2 separate regions of the Homo sapiens genome follow, and region 2 is linked to region 1. A link is a loop called in an ENCODE intact Hi-C map of the cell type or tissue named here. Cell type or tissue: IMR-90. All regions are shown on one strand.

Region 1 (8,000 bases):
TCCTTTCATGCACATGTGTCATGCTTAGGAAAGCATTATCTTTTAATTTATAATAAAATCTAATAAAATTTTCTTCATTTTAAGGTTTCAACTTTTGAATCTTTTATTTATTTAGCTTTGTTGTGTGGTTTAGGAGGTAAGGTGGAGATCTACCTTTATTATTTTTCCCAAATGGCAATTGAGTTGATCCAATGCATTTTAAGGGGAAACACATTTCCTTTCACTAATTTGAAATGCTAGTTTTATAAATTACTAAATTCCCATATGCAGTTAGATTCATTTCTGGACTCTCTATTCTATTCTTTTGATCTGTGTATTCTTTAGTCCCACAACCAAATTGGTTTAATTATTGTACCTGTATGAAATATTTTACTATATGCTAAAGTTAGTCAAGCTTTACTATATTTTCTTTTTAAAAATATCTTTATTCTTAAATGTATTTTTAATGAAATTTACGCAAACAAGCAGACAGTTTAAGACAGAAATCAATAATAGCAACAACAAAAATAAATAATTGGAAATAAACCTAAAATTAAGAAAACCTTACGCCTCTTTTAAGGAGCACAAAATAAAACATGAATAAATGGGAAGAAATAGCTTGACCTTGTCTAAAAAGAAAAAATTTTAAACTTTTCAGTATTCCTATTTATTAAATAACTGCAATCTAATTCCAACCAAAATTCTAAAAGGAATTTTCTTTTCAGTTTAACTAAATGTTACTAAACTTTATCTTTAAAATCTGTGTGACTCTTCTTAGTCATTCCCTGAACAACACTACAACAAGAAAGCTAAAGCTTTTGAATTAAGGGCCTATTTGTTAAATAAGGTCCTTTTGGTGTTCCAGCCTTTGGGGATGTGGTTTTATTCTTCCAGTTATATAGAAACACTGACATTGTATCTTTATCTTCAATATAAGCAAATACATATATCATATAATGACCAGCTGCTAGGGAAAGAAGCCTCTCCCTTTCCCTAATAGCTATATCATTTTCCTGATTTAGAGACCTGGAACATTTTTTAAAAATCCAAATGCCATATACCACTATGCAATGAAATGTTACTCTCTCTTCATTATTTAAAATGTAAACCTCTCAAAGGCAAGAGTATTCACTTTTATTCTAACCCATGTTCTAATTTGAAGGGGCTTAAGAAACATTTAGATTGTGAATGGGGTGCCACACTTGCACACATTCCTAAGAAATAATCTTCCTATTTCTTTTCCATTCTCTTTTTTCACTTCTTCATCTGATTTTTGTTTTGTTTTTGTTCTTAATCAGAGAAACTATGACTGTAATTCAATGTGCGTCTCTAACAGAAGACTGAATTTTGGAAAACATCAAGATTTCAGAAAATCAGGAAAATTATATATTGTGCCATGTGTTGATAAACTGACTTTTTGTCAAGACCACCATATAAATAATGTGTTTTCTGCTGGGAACATGTTTCTTTGAAATGTAGGACTGCCTAGCTAAAATGCTAGATCTTCTACTTGTTTACTGAAGTTTCTGTCTGCTTGTATAGGCTTCAGGATCCTTTTACTAAATGTGACTCGGTTTGGGGAATCCAAATATGTAGTGGGAGATCATGCCTAAATTAAGAGTTCTTCACTCTTGACAGGCTGACAAAACATGCTGTAAGTGAATCTCAGAGGATTCAACACGAAAAAGTCATGCTCAACTGGAGAAATTGTTTAAAGCGAAAGGAGGTTGTATCTAACATTCAAATGTGCTATTTTCTTCAGAACATTTTTAACTGTAGACACTATATGTATTATGGCCAAAAAACAAGAGCTATAAATACATATACACATCTTTCTATGGCTACACCAAACCTGAGATACACACACCTCACACACGCATATACAACACACCCACAGCTTTTCCAAGTTAGATATTTTTACCAAAGACTTTTTCTAATTCCCAAAGTCTAAGGCTTTAACTATTGAAACAATCAAAGAATAAGAATTTTACATTTTTAATTGCTACAATTGATATTTTTCCTCAGTTGGAAAGACCTGGTCAAAATAGATCCTAATTAAGGAGTTGTAAATTATTAACTTGTCCTCCAAATATAAGAGATTTAAAAATAATTTTTAGCAACCATTTATTGCAGATGCAGTATGTGCAAACAAGGAATATCTACTGTTGACAAAAGTCAATGAGGTAAGGATCACTGATAACCAGATCACTTTCAAGAGACGATTTGTTAGCTCATCTATCGAATAGATACCAGTATTCTGATGACTTAGAAGTGTAGTGAAACATTTAATACAGCTTCCAAAAATTATTACTGTTAATATTTTAAACCCACTTAATTTAAAAAATTCTTGTCAAAACTTACAAACCATAACAGAAGAATTAGGTAAATTAATCTATATTCAAATATTCAAATTAAGAACTTCCGTTCACCAAGCCAAAGATTTTTTTTTTTTTTTTTTTTTTTTTTGACAGAGCGAGACTCTGTCGCCAGGCTGGAGTGCAGTGGCGCGATCTCGGCTCACTGCAACCTCTGTCTCCCGGGTTCAAGGGATTCTCCTGCCTCAGCCTCCCAAGTAGCTGGGACTACAGGCACATGCCACCATGCCCATACAATTTTTGTATTTTTAGTAGAGACGGGGTTTCACCATGTTGGCCAGGATGGTCTCTATCTCTTGACTTTGTGATCCACCCACCTTGGCCTCCCAAAGTGCTGGGATTACAGGTGTGAGCCACCGTGCCCAGCCCAAGCCAAAGATTTTAAGCTATCTACATGTTGAAATTGAGAAGTGGCTTGATATAGGGCCAAAATCAAGGCAAGAAAACAGAAAATAAACCAAGACTAACATTTTAAGTCGTGCTTTTTTCCAGAGATGTTTATTATTTTTGATGTGGGTGTGGTTTTAAAATTATAAAATAACTTCGTCACTCTCTTTTCATTGTTCTCTGTATCCCTCTTCTCCAGTGCAATGTTTGGCCCAAGTAGGCTACAAAATAAATCAATGTGGAAAAAAAAGCAGAAAAAAAATAAATAAATGCTATTTCTCAGTGTTCATTTTTTTTAAATGATGCTGTATTTTTCCATGGAAGAACTATGTGCTGCAATGTGTTCATCTTGCTCTTCTTGTGAAAAAGTCAATTAAAATGGGAATGCTTATTTAAATGGATTTGTATCGATGTTCTCTATGAAGTAAAAAGTGTCAGTATCCTGCACTGACACATTTTATCCTAATCAAAAGTCTCTTTTGTTTTAAAAAATTTGGCTTCTCCCAAAAGCAGATTTTATTTCTGAATACTTCTTAATTTGGATCCAAAAGAGACTACTGAGCATATACATTCATGCTAAAGAAATTTCTATTGGACTTTGGTGCTGTCACATGAAATACCAAATGGTTTGTAATCTACACACTGCTGGCCACCATTGCTCTCAAATAGATATTTTTAATGTCATGTGACTTTGCTGCCCTCCTGTGGCTGCTTCTTGGGGTGCCTGGGTCTTGGTTTATGTCTATGGGTTCCAGTGACCCTTTAACTAGGTCACCCCACACTCTATACTGAGTGCTCCTGGGCACGCATGCATGATCTACCTCTTATCTTACACAAACCAATGAACTGCTTGCAGTCTCTCTCATGACTACTCACCCCTGCCATCGTAGCATGACAGCAGCCATGGACAATATATAAATGAATGAGCATAGCTGTATTCCAATAAAACTTTATTTATAAACTTTTATTTACAAAAACAGGTGGGGAAGTGTGGGCACTGGGTTTGCTCCATGAGTTGTCATTTGTCAACATCCATTCTATAGTTATTTCCTATTGTATCGATGTTGAACAAATTTTCTTGATAAATTCGGTGATAAATACATTTGAATGAATTGTCTATTTTAAATCACAAAATATTTCAAAATATTCCATTCATAATTGAATTTATATAAATATTGATACTGTCCAGTCCAAACTTTATACTCCATCGTTATGATATTTAAATTGCAATATGACTTTTCCAGGTGACTTCTCCAAATAGCTAGCAAGCTATCCATTGCAATTTATCTGTATATATCAATTTCAGAAAAATGGTTCTCTGCAGAGGCATGTCTATACTTACAAAGGAGTACCGTGAACACTATTTTTTCCTTAAAATTGCCAGCATCCCACATTCAATAACCTGCTAAGTCCTGCTGATTTGTTTTTTAAGTATCTTTCCAATCTGTCAGTCTTTATTGCAGACTCCTAGAAAAGTTTCATTGTATTAAAAATACCTTCAAGTGTATTTTTCTGTTCCACCTCTAGTCTTACATTTCTACACCATCATTCACATCATTGCCCAAATGACATTTCTAAACTATAGCTCTCCCTTTATCTCTCCCCTGGTCCAGCAGCTTCTTGATCATCAAGTCCAAGCTCCTTAGCATGGCACAAAAAGCCTTTCATGAACAGCTGCCTTCTCTCACAAGCTTCACCTCTCAGCACCCTGTTAAGTCTCTTTCCATGGCACCTTGCTCTTCTCACGCTTTGCAACTTTAACATACCCTTTCATTAAGCTTTTCTTCAAACTGGTTTTCCTAGACTGCCTGTGCTCACTTTCCTGTCAGCTCCTTTTTCTCTTCATCCATTCATTCACCCATCTATTGACCATTTACCAATATTCATTTAACAAATATTAATATTTGGTAAACGCATTCCCAGTACCACAGAAAGTATCTCCCGACTCCCTTCCCTCTATCCCCAATGTGCTTTGTACATACCTCTATTAATCTTTATCATATTCTACAGCAATTTTTTTCCTGCTTCTGTGTTCCATCCATTAGACTCTAAACTCCTGAAAGGCAGAAGCAGTGTTTTAGTAATCTTCACATTCATAGCACCATGCATTTTACATAGTAGGCAATCAAGAAAGATTGAATGAATAAATGAGCAAATTAGTGAGTGAGTGAATAGACTAATGAATGGCTTCCACGCTCACTGATGAACAGAATGTGTTATACTCCATTTAATGTTATCCAAATAACAAGTTCTATGGCTGGCATTAGCTGAACATCAGAAAAGAGGCACATAAAAATGTTACTGCTCCTCAGACTCTACTTCCCTTAACTGACTTTCAAGAACTATCTTCTCAGCTTGTCAAATATTTAAAGAAAAAGAGAGAGGCGCTTTAGACTTCAATTAAGTAACAGCTCCCCCTACTGATGGTGGAATAAGTAGGGACCTCAAAATCCATGATGCTGCATATCTGTAAGCCAACTTGGCAAGATGATCCAAAGATCAGGTAGCCTGCTAGACTTAACATGCCCAAGTGAGAGGTCAAGGGCAGGGTGCTGGCTACAATAACAAAGCAGCCCCAACCTCATCCAAGGACAAACGCAGCTGTAATTTTACAGCTCAGAAGCATTTGCAGCTCCCCCTTCCAACAAGTCTTTTAAAAATGCTGATCTGGAAGACCAAAGCAACCCACTTGAGACTCGTTCTCAGTATGGCAAAAGTTCTGAAACCCAGACTGCAAAATCTCAGGAAGCAGCTGGGTTCCTAATTAAAACAAATCGTTAATAGTTTTAGCATTCCAAATTTATGCTTTTCAATTAAAAATGCTGTTGCAGTTGGTGTATCTGCGCGAGAGTATATGTGTTTGGGTGTGTGTGTGAATGTGTGTGAGTGCGTGTGTGCGTGTGCAAACACGCCTACACTCTGGACTTGGGGTATTCCAGAGTTTAAGAGGCTGTTATAAAGGCTGGGTCAATACTAAGATACAAAGGTTAATTAAATCAATTCTTAATTGTTTTGGTAACTTCCTTGAGTCTCTGCACATGTTTTGGAAACAGTGGTATGTGAACAAATCGGGCTGTCCTATCACAACTCCTTTAAGGAAGTATTTTTAGCTGTTTTGTAAATGTTAGCTACCTTTTGAGAAGGTATTATATTCAGTTTAAACAAAGAAGACAATTTAAGGTGTATAGCATTCTCTCAAGGCCATCTAGTAAGTCAGTAGAAAACACCCTAACCCCAGTGCCCAGTTATATATACATATAAACAAGATGTCATGTCTCTGGGTGAACAAGCCAAATTTTATCAATGAGATGGACACCCTTTCCTTGGCCACAGGTTTTCAGAAATTGTACTGAGTAATAATTTATGGTGCCCATAAGCAGAGCAATTAACTCTCTCCTCACCTGGAGGATGAGTTCATTTGTCTTCATCCCAATCAACAACTGCTTTACTTACGCTACTTGGGTGTTCTCAGGGTACCAAGTGCTCAGGATAGGAAATAAGTCCTGGAAACCAGCTTACGCTGAAACACATTTCCAGTCCTGCTTTAAGAGGAATAATTCCACCAATTTTACGACACCAAAGGTTCCCTGAATTATACTTGTAGCATTATAATCTATTTACTCTGAATGAAAATATGTATTTTTAGGCAACAAGGTGATAGAAAATTCTTCTGACCACCTGGAGAATTGGAAAGACTGATAGCTCAGAATTAGGAAGAGGGCAATATGAATCCTTGATCTATGTATGTGTTGTTTAATTGTGAACAAGTGAGATCAACTATCTGGAAGACAGTTTGTTCAACTTTTAAATTCTAAAAACAACTATCTTGTATGTTATAAATGCATATAAGCTCAAAAACTCATGGTTGTTAAGAGATTGTATGATAACTTTTTTATTTGAGACAGAGTTTCACTCTTTGTTGCCCAGGCTGGAGTGCAGTGGTACAATCTCAGCTCGCTGCAACCTCCGCCTCCCGGGTCCAAGCGATTCTCCTGTCTCAGCCTCCCAAGTAGCTGGTATTACAGGTGTGTGCCACCACACCTGGCTAATTTTTGTATTTTCAGTAGAGACAGGATTTCATCATGTTGGCCAGGCTGGTCTCGAACTCCTGACCTCAGGTGATCTGCCCGCCTAGGCCTCTCAAAATGCTGGGATTACAGGCATGAGCCACTGCCCCTGGCCTACAATAACTTTTTTAAGTACCTGGTCAAATGTTAGCATCATGTATGGCCCATGGTAACAGGATGATAATTAGGTGCTATAAAGATACCTTAGTAAAGTAATTTTGGAGTAATTCTTAATTTATATTTTTCTTTCTCTTTCCTCTGACCCCAAACCTTTTTTAGCCCTCATCCTCGGGCATTTCTATTATTTTGGTTTATTTTTCAAGTTCTATCAATAAGTTTCTGCTTCAGATTCCATACTAATGCTAGCTGAAAAAAACAGACTTTGTCCTATACAAAGAGTCCACAAACTGGCCTCCAGGTGGATATAAATCTCCTGAAGTTACATGCAAAGTTCTTTCTGTGTATATGTATAACTGGAGACCCAGAGCCTTCCTCTGTTTCTCAACAGTTCCACGACCCAAAATAAAAGTTATGTTCTGCCGCGCTATTGAATTTGTATATAACATCCTAGAAAAATATGTTTAAAACTAAAGCCAGACCAAATGGTACTGTAGTAACATATTGACACTGTATATGAAGTAGCATAATGTGCTTCAAATGTAGACCATAACTTACAGCTAATTATTATGATTGCTAGAAAAAATATTAAAAAGGGAAAAATAGCTAAAAAGTAAACATAGGAGCTAAAATAGAATATTAAAAATTATAGAACCTACACAAAGAAGGCAGGAAGGGACAAACCGAAGAACGAATACCAAATGGAATGAAAGAAGACAAAGAAGGGTGAGATAAAAAACTGTATTAGTTACTATATTAAATGCAAATGGACAAATTATTCCACTTAAAGGGCAAAGATTGTCAGACTGAATTTATTTTTTTAAAGCAAGATCACCTACTTTCTGCTTACAAGAAACATACTTGAAATATATAAATACAGGCTGGTGGGAACTAAAAGTGCAAATAAAAGATACTCTCTTCCATCAATAGTTTCAAGAAACATAATTTAGCTATTAATATATCAATAGCAGAAAAAAAAGACTTCAAGACAAAGAGTATTATTGGAGATAGAGAAATTTCATAGTGGTAAATGAATCAATTCATCAAGAAAACTTAATAATCCTAAATGCATATC
Region 2 (8,000 bases), 530 kb before region 1:
CAGGGATTTCCTGGTCAGGACGAGGCCTTCTCTGCTAAGTCAACTGCAAGGTCAAGAGAATGTAAGTCCTTTTCAGGAGTGGTTGATCAGGAAGCAGCTGAGCCAGGTAGGCTTGGTTCCCCCTGCCAGGCTCATCATTCATCAGGTAAGTCAGCTCCACCCTTGGGGAGGAGGGAGTGGAGGAAAGGACTAGATAGCTTTGCCACGGGCCCTCCATCCACAGGAAAACATGAAGCCAGGGATAGGACCCTTCCTTATTTCCCCAATACCCAGGAGATCAAAAAGGCTGCCCTAAAGACTTTCTGTACCTCTTATAACATGTCATGCTATACAATTGTGACCTACAACAAAGATACATGTGTTCTTGGCCATTTAAGCAGAGTAGTTTTCAGCACCCCGCACTATAATTCCAGAAATGCTTACAAAGCATATCCCTCTCACTTCATCCAGTCAATGGTGCCCTAGTGCCCTCAGGATAAAATCGAAACCTAGTGGCATTCAATCCGGTGCCCTCCTGCCTAACGTCACCTGCTGCCTCTTCTGTTTCCACCTGTACCCTAACCTCTAGCCTCCCTGGATGACTCACAGGAATGGGCCCTAGGCTGTGTTTCTGGGGAGGCTTTGCACAAATGGCTTCTTCTGTCTTTGGCTCAAATGAAATCACTGCCATTGCCATACCAGTTTTGTAAATAAGGAATTCGGCACCTGATACATTATTTGCCCAGGGTCACACTGTGTACTTGAGCTGAGAACTAAACCCAGCTTTGTGTAATTGACAGGGGATGAGCTCTTTACCTCTGGGTTATAACCTCTGAATTTAAAGCACCTCTAACACATTCTGGAACAGTAAGCCCTTAATTAATATTTGTCTCCCTCATCCTAAAAAGAAAATAATTTTATTAGCCTTAGTGATTTATAAATAATTTTATTAGCTCTAGTGATTTGTAAATGAAGAAGTGATTAATGATTAATCCATTCCATATGCATACTTTGCATTTGATACAAAAGTAAATGTAATAGTTTGTTTCTACTGTTAGAATTTTTGGTATAACTTTGGTAATATTTCAGAACATTCAAAACTTGCAAACAGTAATAGAAACATCCCACATTTTCTAGGAACTAGATGCCAGCTATGAGAAACTGGTATTAAGCTAGATTTTACAAGTTTGAAGTTGCATTTGATGTACTTTCTCCTAACATCTCGGCTTTTCTAAGAAATATGTTTTCAGCATATCAAAAGCACGCGTGTTGTCTCTAAGCGTTTCACACTATTCATAATGTAATTTAGATAATAAAACCACTGGGAAAATGGAAACCAATGTAGCTGAATAAATAGAGCTAATCAATCCCATTGTGTTTCTAGAATACAGTTTATTTAATTCATTTTTATTGTGTAAAATTTGGGAAGTACTTAAAAGTATAAAAGAAAACATCCACAATCATATTGCCTACAGATGACTTCCACTGGTATTTTGGTTTCAATCTTTTATTATTTATTTATTTTGCCTTTGTCTCATCATTGAGATCAGTCTGTATACAGTATTTTAAATTTGGCCATACACTTTGAATTTTATTATATGCATTTTCTTTGTTACTAGAAAAAATCTGACAGAGTTTAATGGCTATTTATCGTTCCACTATGAGGATGCTTCATTATTTACTAATCATTTCCCTGTTGTTGATATTTTCTTATATCCAAGTTTTTGCCACTGTAAACAATATAATATTGATCACTATGAGGGCATCAGACACAAAACTTTATTTCTTTACTTAGGATAATTTCCTTGGTCGGCATTTTACATATCTGAATTACTAAATCAGTGGGCTTTATATTATAAAGGCTTCTGATATATGTTGTCCATTTGCTCTATATAAAAAGTAGTTGTTAGTTTACATTCATGCTAGCCGTCTATCTCCTTTAGTCTCTAAGTTTTGTTTTTTAAGTCTATAATTAGAAAACAAAATGTAACAAAACAAAACAAATACAAACTCTTCCTAGGAAAATTCCAATCTGCTATTTTGTGAAGAGGCTGAAATTAAACTGGTTTCTACATGATCCATACTTCATGTGTCTTCTTTCATCAGCAGATAGCATTTTCTTTAATCTCAAGGTTGGGGTAAGGGGGCCTTTGACATGAATCTCTCTGATATACTCTTAAGTAAGAACCAATCTTTGCAGGCCTATGTGAAATTGTCAAGCATGGAGGAAGGAATGAGAATTTGATGGGCACCTATTGTCAATAATTTTATTCTTTAACTTTTCTCTTTTTGTCTCATGATTCTCTGCTCTGCACACTTTCAATTCCAAACACTGTTAGCTGGGTGTTGTAGTCCCAGCTACTTGGTAGGCTGAGTCAAGAGGATTGCTTGAGCCCAGGAGTTTCAAGCTGCAGTGAGCAATGATCACACAACTGTACTTCAGCCTAGGTGACAGAGTGAGACTCTGTCTCTAAATAAATAAAAAATAAAAATAAAAATAAAATAAAACTCTAAACACTTGAGATAGCCAAGCCATAATCCTACAGGGATGCATAATATAATAAATAGTAGGTCCAAAAGGTGTGTGTTTGTGTTTGCACATCTGAAAGCATGGTGTGTGTGTGTGTCTGTGTATGTGTATGTGAGTGTGGAGTAGTGTTTGTCTATTTGTGTATATATGATTGTGAATGAATGGAATGTGTGTGTGCTGGTGTATGTGTGTGTGTGGAGTGATGTGTGTGAGAGAAGGAATGTGAAGTGGTGGTATGTGTGTGTTATGTGTTTGCGTGAAGGAGTGAGTATGGGAGATGTGGTATTACTGGGGAAAAGGTTGAAGTAGGGGAGGAGGAAAAAGATGAGATATGGCCCATACATCATTTAACTTGGAGTTAAAGCATATGATCTCTTGGAAACTAGTTCAAATGTAAACTTTTGACATGATTCTTCACGAGGAATTTCTTCACATTTTCATTTGAACTGCAGTAGATCTGATGCAATGAACTAGCTGCTACATTTGCCTTTTCATAAAGTTTTCTCTCCAAATAGATTTTATTTTTGAGAAGTGTCATTTAACCAAGTTTGCAAAATCACCTGTGCAGGAAATAGAGAAAGATATGGTTGTTTGAGTATTTTAAGAGAAAAGTCACAAAAGTACATTTGACAGTGTGTCAATGCTTATTGGTTTATATATATTCACACATATATATCTCATATATATATATATATATTAGAGAGAGAGAGTTGCAGCTTAGAAGATTTCTAAGTTGTTCACCTTGAGAAACAAAATAAGCTTAAGTTTCCCTGTGAATTTAGTATCTACAAGAACAGTTGACTCTTTGTCCTATAATCGAAAAATAATTCTAGTTGTCTATACATTTAATTTTTTTATTCTCACATAGAATCATAATACTTTGGTTAGCCACATTTGTAGCGCATGTGAAAAATTTCATGTCATCGGAGCATTTCTGTGACTTTCAGTCACGGGTGAAATCTACCCGATATTTTAGTATCCAAATTAGAATCTGGATGATCACACCTGAAGCTTTTTTCATCGAGTTCCATCTCCTCAGTGCTCTGTATTCTGCATTGTTTTCTGAGTCTTAAATTTGCCTCTGTCTTCAAGTCTACTTTTATGCCAGCTAAAATATTAAATCTTATTTTTAATTGGGACAAGTACTATTATCATAGGCTGGAAAACCTTAAACACACTTCATTTTGTGGTGATATGAGTTATATATATTATATTATATACATTATGTATAATGTATATAATACATAATAGAACATTATATATTACATACATAACAATAAATACGTAATGTTATATATTATATTATTTGTTTAATATAAAGTTATACATATATCTATATATGTATATTTATATATATCTATATATCTATAATATAGAGATACATATAAATTCCAAGACTCTCAGTGGATGCCTGTAACTATAGATAGTTACACACTATCTACATATATACACTATCCTATATACACTATATTTTTTCCTATACATGCATGCCTATAATAAAGTGTGATTTATAAATTAGGCACAATAAGAAATTAACAGCAATAATAGTAAAATAGAACAATGACAATAATATGACGTAATAAAAGGTATATGGATGTGGTCTCTCTCTCTTTCTCAAAATATCTTGCTGTACTGTACTCACCCTTTTCTTTGTGATGATGTGAAATATAAAATGTCTATGTCATGAGATAAAGGGATGCATAGCTATAGGCATTGTGACGTAAATGAGCAATTTCAGAAATAAACAATTCATAAATTCTAAATTGTGCCACATTCTGAGTAGTGTGATGAAATCTTGGGCCATCTTGCTCCGTCGCACGTGGGACATGAATCATTTCTTGGAGAAGCAGATCCCGGCTGTCTGCACTGTCTGCCCATGACTCACTTAGTAGCCATCTCTGTTATCAGATTGACTGTCCTGTTGTTGCCGTGCTTGTGTTCAATTAACCTTTCTTTGACTTAATAATGGCCCCAAAGCACACAGGTAGTGATGTCCTATTTTCAGACCCCCATTGACCACAGGTAAGTGAAACTGCGGAAAACAAAATTGTGGATAAACGGGGACTGCTGCACTTGGTTGTATTATAGAAGGGTAGTTTTCACTGTCTTATTCTTATAACCTAGATAAAAAGCAATGGCTTAACAAAATAGTAACAGATAAAATGGATGTGATCATGTGCCTGGCTAAACTCAAAAAGTAGTAAAATGTTTGTAATTAATAAGGCTAATTGACCACATAGAGTCTGAAAATTGATTTCACTGGGGTGGATGCAGAGGGATGGGGTGAACCTCACAAATCTCCTTGCAGGGCACAGGGGACCTTCATTACTAAACGGTATCCTAACCCTTAATATCCCCTCAATCACTTCCTCCAATACCTGCCAGCTACTGGGAAATTGTGCCTTCCCCAGGGCAATTCCTGCACATTCTTTTCCTTATGCCCAAGCCTAACACTTCTCTGCCTGAAATATGAACTCCTCCCCTAAATTCCTACTTTTTCTTTGGAACCTAACTTTCCACTTGACTGGGTCTTCGAAATATCCATGGCTCTCCCCATTGTGATGCCATATAGCTCTTATCTACTGTATTGTAAATATTTCTTTACATGCTAATCAAACTTTAAGAAACTCAAGTAGGAGCTCATAACAAAAATAAGTATTACGTTTAGTTCTTCTTCCTTTTAATACCTGACACTAAGTCTGGAAGACAGCAGCTAATAAATAAATGCTAGCTGAATGAATGATGAAAAAATGAATAACCCTGAGTCAACCATCGTATCTTTAAGAAATTATTATAATAGTAACAACAAGGAGATGACTAATATAATTTTACTAAGTTTAGAAAGCCTTGGAAGGTTAAACTTCATGAGAGCAGTAGTCCTACCAAGTGTTTTATTATATTAGCAATTATCTTTTACATTCTAGTAAAATCCAGGCCTTTATTCATATTTTTCTCTGTGAAAGGTACAATCAATCAATTATGAAGGTGAAATTATGTTGATGCTGAGGCAGTATGGGGAACCCTAAATAGTTGGAGTACTCAAGTCACAGAAAATCATGAAAATGAAGCTCAAGTGATGGATTAGTGAAGACGATAAGTCCCTCAAATTTGAGTTGCAGCGATAAGGGAATTGAGGGGGAAAAAAAAGCTAAGTAGAAACTCACTTGAAAAATGCACTTAAGTCTTCATGATAAAATTTCAAACTTCTTTTATTACTATTCATTTTTATCTAAAAAATCATGTTAGCATTTAGTCCCAAATTTCCAAGCCTTGTGTTCGTCTTTCTCTGCGATGTTATCAGCTGGAAGGGAAAGCTGGCCGTGAAACTGTTATGTTAAGCACTTTTCCACAAGAACTTATTGCTTTAATAAGTAGGGAAAATGCTCTTAAAGAAAAAGAAATGTCATTCAAGATTCATTAGAGGGAAAAAAATAAAAAAGAAACCCATGTGATCCTCCATCGAATTCAGACTTCCTTACCATGGAATACTGAACATACATACCCTGAGGTCTTAACAAAGAGTAGGAGTAAACAGTTACTCATCACTAGAAAGAGAATTGTATATTCTCCGGGACAATGCACTAAGACAAGAGTACATAGACCAGTGTGTACACCAGGCAGTTATTGCCATGTCCCTGTAGACTGGGGATTCCAAGATAAACAATGCCTCACACAGGTAAGCACTCAATAAATATTTTTTGAAAGGATAGATGAACATTAGAAAGCAGTTTAATGCTCTTTAATAACTATAATCCCCCCTTGTAGATCAAACTCTCATCTTATATGAGCTTATGGCAGAAGCCACAATTACTTTTGCACCAACCTAATACATAGAATTAATTTATATCTATAAGAATTCACATATCAGCATAATCTACTGCCTTAGAACCTCATGCCTCTTTAGGAGTTGTTTTATTGCCATTGTCTTACGGTTTTTACCACTTTTGAAACCAATATGTATTAATAACAATAAAGTCACTTTATGACCTCAATGAAAAGATGTGGATTTTTTTTTTCTGACAAGGTGTTTTTTTCCTAATTAACCTTATTTTTAGAACTTGTTTTAAACACATGTGACTAGACATAATCAGCCTATGGTTAAAAATATAATACTATGATGAGTCATGTGGGTAGCAATGAAAGGGAAAAGAGATGACTCACTTTCCCAGCAGTGAGCATTCCTCTTGTCTTCCTGGTTTCTGGCCACCTCCCTCCACTGCCCCATAAAAACCCTGCCTTAGCTAAAGCTAGGCAATTTTTCTCACCTTCCCTCCGAACCTTGTGCTTAGACTACGAAGTTTGGACACTTTGGCATGAGGCTATTTTAAAGTCTGAATCCGATGTGGTAGGAAAAGCAGGTATAGAAACGGACCCCCTACATCCAGATTACATCTGCGAATGAAACCCAATAATGTTCTCAAGTTCAAAGCAATCGCCCACTCACCCGATGGTCTCTTTGGATGATTGAAAATGGCTTAAGCAAGTACATATGGGCTTAAAGAGCCACTCAAAATAACTGAAAAGCAGGTTGTCCACAGAGAAGCCATGTCACTTCGTTGACAAATAAGCGTGGGCTGAGCTGGCAAGGGGCTTCCCGGGGGCTCCTCACCCGCAGGGGGAGAGGAAACGTCGGGTGAGTGTGGGAATAATAAGTGAGCGCGGCGTCCTCTCTGGTTCTACTATTCTATAAATGTTATATTTGTTAGGCGAGCTCCCTCCCTGACCACCCCCCAAGCAGTTCATAGACAATAAAACACCAGGAATCCCTGAAGAGTGGTAAAATGCTGACATGATTTAAGAAGGAAGACTCTGATAAGAAGATAAAAACCTAATAAACAGAGTCTAGAGAACCTTGGTTCGTCTCAGCCGCTTGCCAGTGTAAGCAAAACCCTCCCAAGGAAAACAAAAGGAGCCTTAATGGTAAGGACATTCCACTCGCAGACCATCTGAAGGAGAAAGTTGAGGCCGTGACCTCTGCAGACTGCAGTTATGAGAGCTCGGACAAAAAAATATTTGATTTGGTTCAAGAAGCAAAATCAGTCACTGGATTTTTTAATATCTTTTTTCTTCAATAAAAAAATAATGTATTTTATGTGTGCTTGAGAGAGAGTTGTGTATACATGGTAAATATTTCTCCCACCCATGTAGTTTTTCTGTTTAGCTTGGTCTTAATTTCTTCTTGGATTTTAACCCCAGGAAAAGGTGGATTCACAGGCCCATTGATTTCCCTTTTTTAATTAACACAAGGCTCCCGAAAGCTCATCTGAAGTTTCACACATGAATCTGCAAATATGTAAAGACGTACATTCTCTCCAAGAACCAGAATGAGAATCTGCAAAGCTGTGAGTTTATTGTTGAAAATTTAGGGAATGCTAAAAGAATATATTAGCATCTTTGAAATCTAGAACAGAGAATTCCTTAGAAAATGCTTAAATGCACATAGGCTCCCAGGCTAGCTAAAAAAAAAAACCTACAAATGGTTGAAATTCTG

Evidence for each region. Peaks named below come from ENCODE experiments on the same cell type or tissue, not always from the same donor. Only the 100,000 strongest peaks of a DNase experiment are listed, where the experiment ranks them.
Region 2: it touches region 1 in a loop (3-fold over the local background); 2 of 110 quality-filtered maps call a loop at or near these places.

The regions. Positions count from the first base shown.
Region 1 is chr15:95,021,782-95,029,781 of GRCh38, reverse strand. It overlaps LOC105370991 (a long non-coding RNA gene), which reads right to left. Exons shown (of 12, transcript XR_002957693.2): 3 at 4,724-4,797. Among named protein-coding and RNA genes, the nearest start is that of LETR1, 300 kb to the left of the region's middle. In IMR-90, CTCF peaks have their summits at 3,445 (motif pointing left) and 5,167 (motif pointing left); DNase peaks (open chromatin) are centred at 3,421 and 5,151; H3K27me3 peaks cover 168 bases.
Region 2 is chr15:95,556,404-95,564,403 of GRCh38, reverse strand. LOC105370995 (a long non-coding RNA gene) reads right to left here and starts at 37. Exons shown (of 2, transcript XR_932653.1): 1 at 1-37. RefSeq lists an enhancer at 6,510-6,804. In IMR-90, no CTCF peak of the experiment used is centred here; DNase peaks (open chromatin) are centred at 4,333 and 6,673; H3K27ac peaks cover 1,659 bases.